Regions from separate parts of the Homo sapiens genome. Here region 1 is linked to region 2. Evidence: read pairs that join two places in POLR2A ChIA-PET (ENCODE). Cell type or tissue: PC-9. All regions are shown on one strand. Each heading gives the region's core, and the rest is flanking DNA. Links, peaks and the distances in the headings are about the cores only.

The links. ChIA-PET counts read pairs that join two places held together with the same protein. Peaks named below come from ENCODE experiments on the same cell type or tissue, not always from the same donor. Only the 100,000 strongest peaks of a DNase experiment are listed, where the experiment ranks them.
Region 1: POLR2A ChIA-PET joins it to region 2 with 8 read pairs; 6 of 35 experiments call an interaction of 5 or more read pairs at or near these places.

Annotation. Positions count from the first base shown.
Region 1 is chr17:75,622,232-75,627,328 of GRCh38, reverse strand. It overlaps MYO15B (myosin XVB), which reads right to left. Exons shown (of 64, transcript NM_001395058.1): 54 at 3,475-3,548; 55 at 3,265-3,380; 56 at 3,060-3,154; 57 at 2,882-2,959; 58 at 2,690-2,786; 59 at 2,413-2,558; 60 at 2,091-2,206; 61 at 1,669-1,802; 62 at 1,352-1,485; 63 at 1,101-1,241; 64 at 480-922. The coding sequence ends at 845. RECQL5 (RecQ like helicase 5) reads left to right here. Exons shown (of 20, transcript NM_004259.7): 20 at 1-475. Among named protein-coding and RNA genes, the nearest start is that of SMIM5, 8.7 kb to the left of the region's middle. In PC-9, for the core only: CTCF peaks have their summits at 1,037 and 1,239; no DNase peak of the experiment used is centred there.
Region 2 is chr17:75,561,642-75,569,345 of GRCh38, reverse strand. LLGL2 (LLGL scribble cell polarity complex component 2) reads right to left here. Exons shown (of 26, transcript NM_001031803.2): 7 at 6,168-6,330; 8 at 5,883-6,015; 9 at 5,540-5,594; 10 at 4,839-4,993; 11 at 653-870; 12 at 507-574; 13 at 215-368; 14 at 21-125. Among named protein-coding and RNA genes, the nearest start is that of MYO15B, 22 kb to the left of the region's middle. RefSeq lists an enhancer at 2,308-2,457 and a silencer at 6,864-7,158. In PC-9, for the core only: no CTCF peak of the experiment used is centred there; a DNase peak (open chromatin) is centred at 4,065.

The DNA.
Region 1 (5,097 bases), core at 98-5,097, 59 kb before region 2:
TCTCAGTCCTTCTCCTTTCCAACCATACTTGGCTTTGGGGATGACCCCAGACACCCCCTGAATCCAGGTCAGAGGTCAGCCCACCTTTCTTTCTGCTTGCAAAGCCTATAGACCCTTCTCAGAGCGGTCCTCATGGCTGGGTTTTCTGGGACACATGTCGAGGACAGAAGGTGGAGGGTGGTGGAGCTGCTGCTGGAAGAAGGGGAAGGAAGAGTGGCCCCTCCCCGAGTTCTAAGTCAGGATGAGGCCCACCTGTCCAAGGTATCGGAACCTACCCAGGGGACCCTCAGATCCTCCACCCACTCCCCCATCCATTACGATGCCAGCTTCCAGCCTTGCCCAGGTCAGAGCTGTGGCAGAGGAGAGGCAGCCAGGCCCTGTTCCTGCTCAGCTCCTGCTCAGGAAGGCCAGGCCTGACAGATGTTTGGGAGAGGAATAAAGTTGTGTTGTTGTGGGGCATGCAGGCGTGCACACAGCCCTTTTCTCCAGGGAGTTTTATTTCCTCAGCAGCTGTTTCTCCCATGCCTGGGCTTGTGCTAATGTGGGGCCTGGGCGGAGCCTGGGGTCGGGTGGGCATCTCCCTCAGACTGGGCAACCTCAGGTGCCCCAGCCGAGTTCCTGCAGCCCGCTTTGGCCCCAGGCCGTCCTGGAGAGGGTCTGGCTGTTTTCTTTGCCTGCTGGTGACGTGATAGCAGCCCCTGCCTCATGGCCTGCATGTGGGCCGGCTGGGCTGTGCTGAGGCAGGTTCTAGAACAGTGATCTGATAGCATCCAAGGCAGACCATGTGGGTGAGACTTGGGCCGGGGGAGGCCTCATCCTCTTCTCTCCCCGGCCTGCACTCCTCTCAGTTGATGCTGGGCCACTCAGTGCAAGAGGCACTGCTGTCTATCAGGAAGACAGTGGTGTATAGCAGCTCCTGGGCCTGCCCAGAGAAAGGCCTGTTACAAGAGGGCTCCCCAGCCAGCCCCTCGCCTCTGCCCCGGCCCACAGCACTCCGGAGCAGTGGGCATCGGCCTGGGCCTGGGCTCCCACTGCACGCCATGCTGGGGCAAGGCCCTCACATCCACCTTCGCAAGGTGGCCAGAGGCCTGGCCACTCACCTGTGGCAGCTCAAACCAGATGGTCTGGGGGTTGTCAGCTGAGCCATAGTTGACTTCCAGGCCAGGGGGCCCCTTCTCCTCCAGAGGGCTTAGCAGGTGGAGCCGCTGCAGGCTCTTCAGGGCAATGCGGCAGTACAGGCTCTGGGGGCAGCAGAGAGCAGGGCTGGTCTCCTCTCCGGGGAGGGGTCATTGTGGGTGATGGAACAGCCCAAGGGTCCCTAGGCCAGTGCTGAGGCAAGAGCTGTGCCCACCTGGGAGCTGGGGTCCATGAGGATGAGATGCTGGCGGTTGAGCCCCAGGAGAGTGGGTCCGGACAGGGCCTGCATGCTCACTCGCAGCACCCCATAGACGGTGTAGCCGAAGAGGGGCAGCTGGCTCATGGCCTCTGCGGGTGGAGAGGGTGCAGGCAGGAAATCTGACTGCTGGGGCCCTGGAACCTGCTCTGCTTGGTCCCCCAGGTCAGCTGAGAGGGACAGGGCAGGCGCAGACCCCTCCTCGCCCCTCTACCTGCATTCCTTCCCTCTTGGCCTCCAGCCCCCACCCAGCGGTCCCCTAGTCCCAGACCCACCAATGAAGCTGATCTGTGCTTCCTGGGGGCTGTGTCCTTCCAGCCGTCTCAGCTCCTGACCCATCAGGTTCTTGATGGAGGCCGTGTTCACCTGCCGTTGCAGCTGCTTTGGCACGTAAGCTAGCAGGTCCTGCCTAGGATGTGTGACCAGGGTCAGTTTGGCCCCTGACCACCTGGTACAGGGCTGGGCATACAGCACGTGCCAAATAACCAGTGCCTATTGTGGGCAAGACTAGACATCCATACACATGAATGAGGTGAGGGTCCTGCACCAGAGGAGCTCGGGGTGGGGTGGAGAGGACAGATGTTCACAGGCCCCGCTGCTCCTGGCCAGTCCATTTAGGGCCAGGAAGGGTACCAGTCAAATGGCCTTGACCTTAGAGAAGGGGAGGGGCTTAGGGGCGGGAGGTGCCTCCACTCACCCTGAGGGGGTATTCCTGTTGGCCTTGCTGAGGTGCTGCAGGGCGGCCAGCCTGGCGAGCTGCGCGTCTGCCTTGGCGCTGACTGGCAGCTTCCCCTGAAGGTAGTCCCACAGCACCTGTGCGGGGAGCACGGTGAGGAGGGCAGCGGTGGTCCAAAGCCCCCCATCAGTTGGTGGCTCTAGAGGCTCAAGCCTCCTTTTGCCACTGTCACCCCCCAGCCACCACAGACCCACACCCTTGTGGGGAGAGGGGCTTGGAGGTCGCCCAGGCAGGAAGCCGCGCCCTCAAACTGCAGCAGCAGCTCGGAGGCAGGCAGGCTGACCTGGCTGTAGTGGGTGCTGATGTAGGTGGAGTTATCGAAGTGCAGTGGGGTCTCCCAGTGGAGCCGCCGGCTGTGCAGGCTCACGTCCTGGTCCACTACCACGCTGTTGAGGTATTCGGCGGGCTGCAGGGGCCGCACCAGCTGGCCTGCATGGGGAGCCTAGGTCCACTGCTGCTCAGACCACACACACCCGGCCCTGCCACCCCAGCAGAAACCAAACCACCTCACCCCTGGGCAGGGGAGTGGCCCCACCGTGAGGCTCCGTCCCCAAGCTTACTCTTCTCTTTGATGAGGAAGAGGGCGAATTCCTGCACTTCCTGAGGCTCCGTGATACCCATTTGCCGGCACAGCTCCTCCTGCACTTCTGCTGCTACCTGGGCATGTGGACAGACTGTGATGAGGGGGAGGGAGGCTGGGGGACCCAGAACTGATGCCCAAGGCCTCCTCCCTTGGTGGCCCCCAAGCTCACTGTGAAAGTCTGGATATTCGTCCTATAATCCACACCCCCCGGCAGGTGAATAAGAAGCAGGCGAATCGCTTGTCCTTTCTGCCAAGGCAGGTTGCAGGGTCAGTCGGCCAGTGGTCTCCTGTAGGAGACACTCCCCACCCCAGGGTGTCCCACAATGCCCATCCGCCACCCCCAGTACCAGGAAAGCCTTCATTTCACCCGGTGGGGGCATCCGCCGGCGCCCCCCATATTTGACTGTGCGCTGGAGGTGCTCCTGGCTGCTCCGGGCCAGCTCTGCAGAGAAGCCAGCCTGGGGTTATGAGATGGCCATGTCTCCCCAAGCCCACCAAGTTCCCAGTCCTAGAAACCCCTGCCTCTCCTCCATCTCCCCTTCCCACGGGCACCTTGGCTGGGGCCTGAATCCTGCAGAAACTTGGTCAGGTAGGGCATCAGCCTGGTCGACGGGGGGAAGAAGCCTGTGAGAAGGCTGAGGAAGCTCCAGCCTCGAGTGCAGTGTTCCCTGCAGGGCAGAGCGCTCGGGCTTCAGGCTGGCCAGGCCACAGTGCCCAGCTGCCCCCAGAAGCCACCCCCAGAAGCCACCGGTCCCCACTCACGGCCGGGGGTGTCCCGTGACCTGCTTGATAACCTGGCAGTAAATCTCATCCCTCAGCTTCTCCTGCTGGCACAGCTGTGGGGACAGGAAGGGCAGGTGGGGTGAGGGATGGCAGCGGTGAGCCTGGGGTCTGAAGCCCTGGAGAAACCCTGCTAGGCCATGGGCTGGGGCTGGCTCAAGATGTCTCTCTCAGCTTAAGACATCACTGCACTGGCTACTCAGTTACTTTCTTCGCTGCTCCCGTCTCCCTCTGTCACACAGGCTGGAATGCAATGGCATGATCTCAGCTCACTGCAATCTGCTTCCCAGGTTCAAGCAATTCTCCTGCCTCAGCCTCCCAAGTATTAATAGGCGCGTGCCACCACGCCCAGCTAACTTTTGTATTTTTAGCAGAGATGGGGTTTCACTACGTTGGCCAGGTTTAATCTCGAACTCCTGACCTCAGGTGATCCACCCGCCTTGGCCTCCCAAAGTGCTGGGATTACAGATGTGGGCCTCCGTGCCCGGCCTTTTCATTTATTTTTTATTTTTTTGAGACAGTCTTGCCCTGTCACCCAGGCTGGAGTGCAGTGGTGCCATCTTGGCTCACTGCAACCTCCACCCTCCTGGGTTCTAGCGATTCTCCTGCCTCAACCTTCCGAGTACTACAGGTGTGCTCCACCACGCCCAGCTAATTTTTGTGTTTTTAGTAGAGACGGGGTTTCACCATGTTGGCCGGGCTGGTCTGCAACTCCTACCTCAGGTGATCCACCTGCCTCGGCCTCCCAAAGTGCTGGGGTTACAGGCGGGAGCCGCCGCGCCCGGCCCCTGCTTCTCTGATCTCTTACTCATCTCTGCTGGCTCCACCTTAACTCCCTGACCTCTGAGCGGTGCTGTGCCCTTGAACCTCTCTCTGTCTGCCCTTCTCCCCGTGTCCTCAGCTGGTCCCATTTGATGACTCCTGGTGCCTGCCTCCAGCCTTCTCCCTTGAACCCCAGACTCCTCCACTGGGAAGTCTGGGATTTCAGACCTCACGTGTCCAAAACAGATTTCCTCCACCAGCCAAGACCTGCTCCTTGAAGACAGTAGTTGTCCTCCTTCCCGTAGCCCACATGCAATTGGTCAGCACACTCTGCTGGCTCAATCTTCTGCTTCTCCCTTGCTGCCAGCACCATCCCTCACCTGGGACCACTGCAATAACTTCCTTTTGCTTTTAAACTTAGACACCCAGAATCTCAAACAACAGCCGAGTGACCCTGTGAAATGTAAGCCGAGTCTCTCTCCAGAATCCTCTGGTGGTTTCCCATCTCTCCAAAAATCAGAGGCCAATGATGGCTACAAGGCCTGTGGTGGCCTGGACCCACCATCCGCTCCCCATCCTCATCCTCCGTTCTCCCTGCAGCTCACTAGGCTCAGCCACGCTGGTCCCGGTGCGTGATGGTGCCGAGGCTTCCCCCCACATCTGAACTGTTGCCTGCCCTTCTCTGTCACCCCGTGCTCACTCCTTCCCTCCCTGTAGGAAGGCTTCTGCCACAAAGCCTTCTCCACTGCAGCAGCCCCTTCCCTGCATTCTTACTCTCCAGTGACCTCTCACTCCCAGACACATAAGTTATCTCATTGTAAGCACTGCAGAGACTTAGCCTGT
Region 2 (7,704 bases), core at 1,054-6,053:
TCCCCAGCCCAGCCTGCTACCTGCCCTGCCGTGCCTGCCACAGCCAGGTAGCCGCTGTACTTGCAGAGGAAGATCTTCTGGATGCCCAGCCGGGGGTCATCACTGTAGGGGTCAAAGGAGCCCACCTGGAGAAGGGGAGGGGCCCTGTGAGCAGCCACGGGGACAGGACCCAGCTGGCCTCTGCCCTTCCTGGGTCCCAGGCTCCTGGCCTCACCTTGCGGAGTGGGGGCCACTCGTCCTCGCCCTGGGCACTGAAGTTCTCGTTGGGGTCCGTGTCGGTGAGGAACACGCGCACAGTGCTGAGTTTGTAGAGCAGCCGCAGGCAGACACCCGAGGCATCCCAGAACCGCACCGTGCCGTCCTCGTGCCTGTGGGCAGAACCCACCTGCCAGGCGTGAGAGGGATGCCAGCCGGGATGCCCAGGGGCTGGCTCGTCCACCTCAGGGCTCTGCTCCCACCCCACATATCCTACTGGGAAGAGGTGGGGTAGCATCAAAGTACCCTACCCTGTGAGCAGCAGGTCCCTCTGGGGTGGGGCTGGGGTCAGGCTGGTGCCACCATCAATTGGCCACTCCTAGAAAAAGAGACCAAGAAGTCCATGGGAGAGTTTGGCTTGCGGTGGGGCTGGGGCTGGGGCCAGGGCCAGACCTACCATGGTGGAGAAGTGTGCGTTCTGCCGGCTGCCGGCGGCAATGATCCGCTCCCACAGCTTCAGCGGGATGTTGGAGACGTGGTGAGAGCAGGTGATGGCGGAACAGTGCAGAGAAGCCAGGTAGGGCAGCTGGACCGGTGGCCAGCCTGCTGTCTGCAGGTCAATCACCACCAGCTCCTCCTCAGCCAGCACCACCAGGGCATAGGGGTCGTCAAAGGCTGGGGTACAGGGCAAGGGTCAGGGGCCGGGGCCAGGAGGAAGCAGCCCAGCTCTGTGGAATCAGAAGCTCCAGGGTTGGAGCCAGGGCATCTGCAGATCCAGAAAGCCCTGTTCTTGGCTGCTTGAGCAAAGCCTTTCCATCTCCAGGAGGGCAGCAGGTGTGGGCAGTAGCCCTGGCTCTGCATGCAAGGCTGCTGAGAGCTCCCTGGCACAGGGCTCCTGGGGGGATACACCTGGCTGGAAGGCAGGGTCCCAACCAGGATAGGCACCCCAGAGGCATGCAGCTGTGCCTGCCAACCCTCTTCCCTGGTTTCTCCTCCATGGGGCCTGCTCTCCCTGCTCAGATGCACCTGTCAAGCCTCTCCCCACAGGCAGCAGCACGCGTGGTCTTCAGCACACCAGTTGCTAGGGGTGGCATTTTCTTTACTGCACACAATCACATCACCTCACTCAGGCCTGGACCCAGCTAGTGCTCAATAAATGTGCGCTGGATGATTAAACCATTTGTCTTTTTTTTTTTTTTTCTTTTCTCGAGACAGGGTTTCACACTCTGTCGCCCAGGCTGGAGTACAGTGGTGTGATCTCGGCTCATTGCAACCTCCACCTCCAGGTTCAAGCGATCCTCCTGCCTCAGGCTCCCAAGTAGCTGGGATTACAGGTGTGAGCCACGATACCCAGCTAACTTTTGTATTTTTGGTAGAGACAGGGTTTCGCCATGTTGCTCAGGCTGGTGTTGAACTCCTGGGCTCAAGTGATCTTCCCACCTTGGCCTCCCAAAATGCTGGGATTACAGGCATGAGCCACTGTGCCCAGTCTTTTTTTTCTCTTTTTTTTTTGAGATGGAGTCTTGCTCTGTCACCCAGGCTGGAGTGTAGTGGTGCGATCTCAGCTCACTGCAACCTCCGCCTCCCGGGTTCAAGCGATTCTCCTGCCTCAGCTTCCCAAGTAGCTGGGATTACAGGCACTCACCACCACGCCTGGCTAATTTTTGTTTTTCTTTTTTATTTTTTGAGACGGAGTTTCGCTCTTGTTGCCCAGGCTGGAGTGCAATGGCATGATCTCGGCTCACTGCAACCTCTGCCTCCCGGGTTCAAGAGATTCTCCTGCCTCAGCCTCTCGAGTAGCTGGGATTACAGGCACATACCACCAATGCCTGGCTAATTTTTTATTTTTAGTAGAGACAGGGTTTCACCATGTTGGCCAGGCTAGTCTCGAACCCCTAACCTCAGGTGATCTGCCATCCTTGGCCTCCCAAAGTGCTAGGATTACAGCTGAGCCACTGCCCCTGGCTGACGCTGCCTCTTTGAAGTGCTTGTCTTCCCTGCTACTCTGGGGTCTGCTGCCCGCTGGCTGCTCCCAGGTGTTCTTTGCCAGATCCCCACCAAACTTCATGCCTCCAAGGCTTGAGGGTGCCCGGGCTCAGCTGTCCCATGGCTTCTCTTCTGTCTTCCTTACCACCTGGGCAGCCTCATCAGGGCCCCTGGTTTCACATCTCTTTTTTTCTTTAAACCTCAAAATCATTGAGCAGCCTTCACACATCTCTGCGTGGATGACTCCAAATGGACACCTTCCCGATCTCTCCTCTGAACTCCAGACCCATAAGCCCCAGTTGTCTACTCAGCATCTCCCTTATGGGTCTGGAGATCAGAGGAGACATTAAGTCCTCAGACTTGATCCCCGCCCAGCTGAGCTTGCTGCACCCTCTTGCCACTACCTTCTCCAGGATTCCTGGTGCTCCCAGCAAACCCTCACGTCATCCTTGACTGATCTCTCCTCCCCTCGTTTACCTCTCCCTAGACAAGGGGCCAAGAAATTACAGCCTGAGGACCAAATCTGGCCTCCTGCCTATTCCTGTCAATATGGCTGTCCTGGAACACGGATACGCCCCTTGTGTTGTCCATGGCTACATGTGCTCTGCAATGGCATTAGGCTGAGTAGCTGTGGGGAAGAAAGCCACCCAGCCCTTTATAGCAACAGTCTGTGAGCCCTGACCTGGCCCCTGAGCCAATGCTGAATGTTAGAAAAGACAGCGTAACCCCAGCCACCTCCTGCCAGTCCCATGGCCTGCACCGCAGCCCAAGCTGAGGTCACCTCTCCCTCGACTCTCACTGGGCTCCCGTCTTTGCTCCACTCCGTGTCCCCCACATGGCAGCCAGACAGATCCTTCTGGAGCAGAGGCTAGATCATGGCACCCCTGCTCAGGGCCCTCATCTCCCTCAAACCCCAAGTCCTTACCGTGCCTCCACGGCTCTATACGATCTGGCGCTGGCCACATCTGGACCAGCACGGGGGCCATTCTGCCCTCTCTTCGCCCCTACCTCATTGGAGCAAGCCAAGAGCCCTCCCAGCTCAGTCTGCACCCCAGGTCCCTACAGGGCAAGCCTTCCATCAGACTGCTTCCGTGTCTGCGCAAATACGTCCCCTTATCAGGGAGGCCTTGCCAACCCTTGTCTAAACCAGCACTGCTGTCCTCTGCCTGGCTTTTTTCTTACCTCTGACATTATCTGGCAACCTACTCACTCTGTCCACATACTCAGATCTAAGTTCCATGGGAACAGGGGCCTCATCTGTTTCTAGAACAGGGCCTGGCATATAGCAGTTGCTCATTAAACAGGAGAGCCTACCAAGGACAGCTGGGTCACAACCCGGCACAGCAGAACCATTACGTGAGAGCTTCAGGGTGCCCACATATCATCTGAGGGAAGCACCGCTCATCAGGCACCCACCTCCTGGCCTGCGGGACTGCGGGGAGTTGGGGACACAGAGGGACAATTGCAGGAAGGTGGCCTGTCCTAGAAAGCCCCAGCAGTCTCGAATTTGTAGCTCAGCAAGTTTCTTCCCTCCCTTCCTGACCTTTCCGCTGGGAATCAGGTAACTCAGTTAGCCCGGGGAGTGTGGCCACCATAGCCCAAGAGGCCCCCGCTCTGTGCCAACATGGCCCAAATGTTGTGGAAAGAGCAGAGCTGGGCCCTGCTCTCAGCATCCAGGGTGTGAGGAGGGAGGAGAGGCTGAGAAAGAAAGAAAAGCAGGTTTGGGGTTCCCCTGAACAGGGTAGATAGAGGCCGTGAGTACACAGACCAGGTGTCCTGAACAGCCCCGCCCCCTCACCTTTCGGCCTCAGGCCCTTTCAGGCCAGCATCATTAGGAGAGGGCCCTCCCTCCTGGAGAGCTCCTGCAGGGCTCCTCTCCAGGTTTCAACATCAGCCCTTTCTGGTCTTGCCTGTCACACAATTTACGAGGCTGACTCAGGGCTCTGCCGGTCCTGCTGGAGCTCCAGGAGGCTGCACAGCCACCTTCTGCCCTGCCCAGAAGGCGGGCTTTGCCATCTCTAAGCCAGGACCCTCTTGCCTCAGCGGGGTGGGTGTTAAATCCAACAGTACAGATCAGCCCCCTGTGGGCTAAGTCCCATTACAGTCTGGAAAGGGCAGAGAGCCCGGGGCAGACAGGAGGTGTGGCTGGGCTGGGTCTCTAGCTGGGGAGGGTGGCAGGGAGGCAGAGAAAGGAGCTGTAGGGCTTGATGACACTGCACCTTGGGGTGCAGTGAGGCTAAGGGACTCAGGACAGTGGTAGGCTTAGGAACATCTGTGCAGAGCCCTTTTTTTTTTTTTTTTTGAGACACAGTCTGGCTATGTCACCCAGGCTGAGTACAGTAGCATGATCCTGGTTCGCTGCAACCTCCACCTCCCAGGCTCAAGTGATCCTCCCACCTCAGCCTCCTGAGTAGCTAGGACTACAGGTACGTGCCACAACACCTGGCTAATTTTTTTATTTTTTGTAGAGACAAGGGTCTCCCTACGTTGTCCAGGCTGGACTTGAACTCCTGGGTTCAAGCGATCCTACCACCTTGGCCTCCCACAGCACTGGGGTTACAGGCAGGAGCCACTGCACCTGGCCCTGTCTTTACTGATGGTCCTGCCCCATGCCTCCCACACCTAACCCTGGGCACCCACTCCCGAAGCTCTCCTACTGGCTGCAGGGTCTGCCTCTGTGAGGACAGTGAAGCCGATGACACGGGAGGTGAAGTCGAAGGCCGTCTGCTGGCCATCGTGGATCACTGAGATGCAGTGGCGGTCCCCGTAGCTGGCCCGTGGCATGCCACCCTGGAAGATGGTGAAGGGCAACCTGGCAGGCACAGAGGAGCGGCAGTGGGCTGGGGCTCCTGGCACAGCCTCAACAGCCACAGGCCGGCAATCAAAGTCACCACTCAGTCAAGGTCCCCAGGAGCAGGGGAGACTGGACCCCATCTCCTTCCAACTGCTACAGCCCAGGAGGACTTGGAGGTAAGGTGAGGGCATCCAGGCTGGGGGCTCTGAGTCTCAGCAGCCACTCCTGCCTCATGCTGGGTGCCCCCACCAATTCTGTTTGAACATCACCCAGAGTGATTTTGTCTGAAGAAACAGGGCTGCCAACTAAAGGAGTTTAAGACCTGCTGCTCAGTACCGTCTCTCTGGGAAGGTGGAAGAAAGGAGCAAGAATGAACTTGGCAGGAATTGGGCCGCTGAGAGACGTGAATAGCGTCTACCCTGTCTCCCCTCCCTGGTGTCCAAGACCCCAACACGGGACCTGAGAGTGTTCACTGGCACCAACTTCCCAGGCAGAGGCCTAAGTGACCTTTCTAGCCCTCCAGGAAGGCTCTGGAGAGGAAAGAGGACCAGCATGGATACCTACCCCTGCCTAGTGGTCAGCCAGAGGATTCTGGTAATCGCTTTGCAAGGAAAGGGACCTGAAAGGAAAGGAATCGGCTTGAACGGATCCTCAAACTCTCAGACAAGTGTCAGTCCCCACAGGCACAGATCCCTCTAGCTCATGCCACATCCACATGGTAGACCTGTGCTTGGGAATCTTGCTCCGAGAAGTTCCCCAAGAAACTGGGTGAGGCGAACCCTGCTGTGTGGCTTTGGACAAAGCCTTTACCCTCTCTGGCCCTGGAGTTTGCTTCAGAATTGAGCAACCTGCACCTGAATCCAGGAGGCACTGGGGGTGGGCCCTGCCCGGCGGGTGAAACACTGACCGTAAGGCACGAGGCTGCGGAGGGGCTCTGGTTGCTGGGCTTCGCTGGACACGGGCCACTGGCAGTAGCTGCCGTCAGAGTGACAGCTGACGAGCAGGCGGCCGTCCCGCTGCCACCAGATGTTCTCCAGTTGCTATGGAGGAAGAGGAGAGGGACAGAGGGCAGCACGCTGGACCGAGGCGGCGTTCCCATCGCCTGCACCCCATGCCTCTGCACAGTGTGTATGTGCCACTTGGGGCCCTGGGAGAGCAACATGGCGCCTGCCATGTCCTGGGCACTGCCTACCTGGCTGCTGAGGAAGTGGTAGAGCACGCGGCTGCCCTGTAGGTCCCAGATGACAACGAGGCCTCGGCTGTAGCCGATCAGGATCTGGTTGGGGTCTCGAGGGTGCTCCTGCAGTGCCTCCACCATCTCGAACACACGCCGGTGGCGGGCCTCCTCTGGCAACCTGGGCGAGGGGAGTGCCGTGAGCCTCCGATGCCGTCCACCAGGGGGAATGGCCCCCAGCATGGCACAGCCATGGGGCTCCCTATGCAGAGGTGGCTGCTCCATGTGCCAGCATAGAAATATGGCTAGGGGCTGGGCGCAGTGGATGGCCGAGCGTGGTGGCTCATGCCTGTAATCCCAGCACTTTGGGAGCCCAAGGTGGGCAGGCCACTTGAGGTCAGGAGTTTGAGAGCAGCCTGGCCAACATGGCAAAACCCTGTCTCTACTAAAAATATAAAACATTAGCTGGGCGTGGTGGCACATGGCTATAACCCCAGCTACTTGGGAGGCGGAGGCGGGAGAATTGCTTGAACCCAGGAGGCGGAGGTTGCAGTGAGCCGAGATCGTGCCACTGCACTCCAGCCTGGGTGACAGAGTGAGACTCCATTTCCAAAAAAAAAGAAAGAAAGATGGCTAGGACATGTCACCAAGGGGAGAAGGGCAGCATGTAGAACAAGACAGAGACATGGACACAACCTCCAGTGATGTAAACACAGGCGGTACAATTATAAGGCAAGGCAAGGCAGTGACTTCTGGAAAAGTCAATGTGGGGGCAAGAGGGAGCCTTGACTAGGAAGGGTGCATAAGACCTCCGGAGGGCATCAAAGTTCTATTTCTATGCCCGGCAGGAAGGCTGCAAGGATGCTCTACAAGAATCTGTTAAACTGTACATTCATATTCAGTGCATTTTTGCAAAAGGGAGTGTTTAATAATAAAGAAGTTTTTTAGCCCCATAAAACAAAACTCTGTGTGAGTTGGCCTGGCCCTGGAGCCTTGACCCCTGCCCCGTCTCCAGGCCTGGAATGCTGCCGTGAGGGCTGGAGGTGTTGCAGCCAACAAAAAAACCACAAGGCAGCAGGCACAGGACCAACAGCCAACAGCAAGGATGTGGGAAGTGGACCCAGCCTGGACCCAAGCCACACTAAACCCAAGCTCTCCACATTATCTATATCTGGCACATCTACTGCTAGCACTGACCTCACTGACATTAGAATTTGAATCAAGAGTGAGAGTTGAAGGGGACTTTAATATTCAATATTTAATTTTTTTTTTTTGAGATGGGAGTCTCGCTCTGTTGCCCAGGCTGGAGTGCAGTGGTGTGACCTCGGCTCACCACAACCTCCACCTCCGGGGTTCAAGCAATTCTCCCTGCTCAGCCTCCCGAGTATCAGGGATTACAGGCACCCACAACCATGCCAGGCTAATTTTTTATACTTTTAGTAGAGACGGGGTTTCGCCATGTTGCCCAAGCTGGTCTCGAACTCCTGATCTCAGGTGATCCACCCGCCTCCGCCTCCCAAAGTGCTGGGATCACAGGCGTGAGCCACCGCGCCCG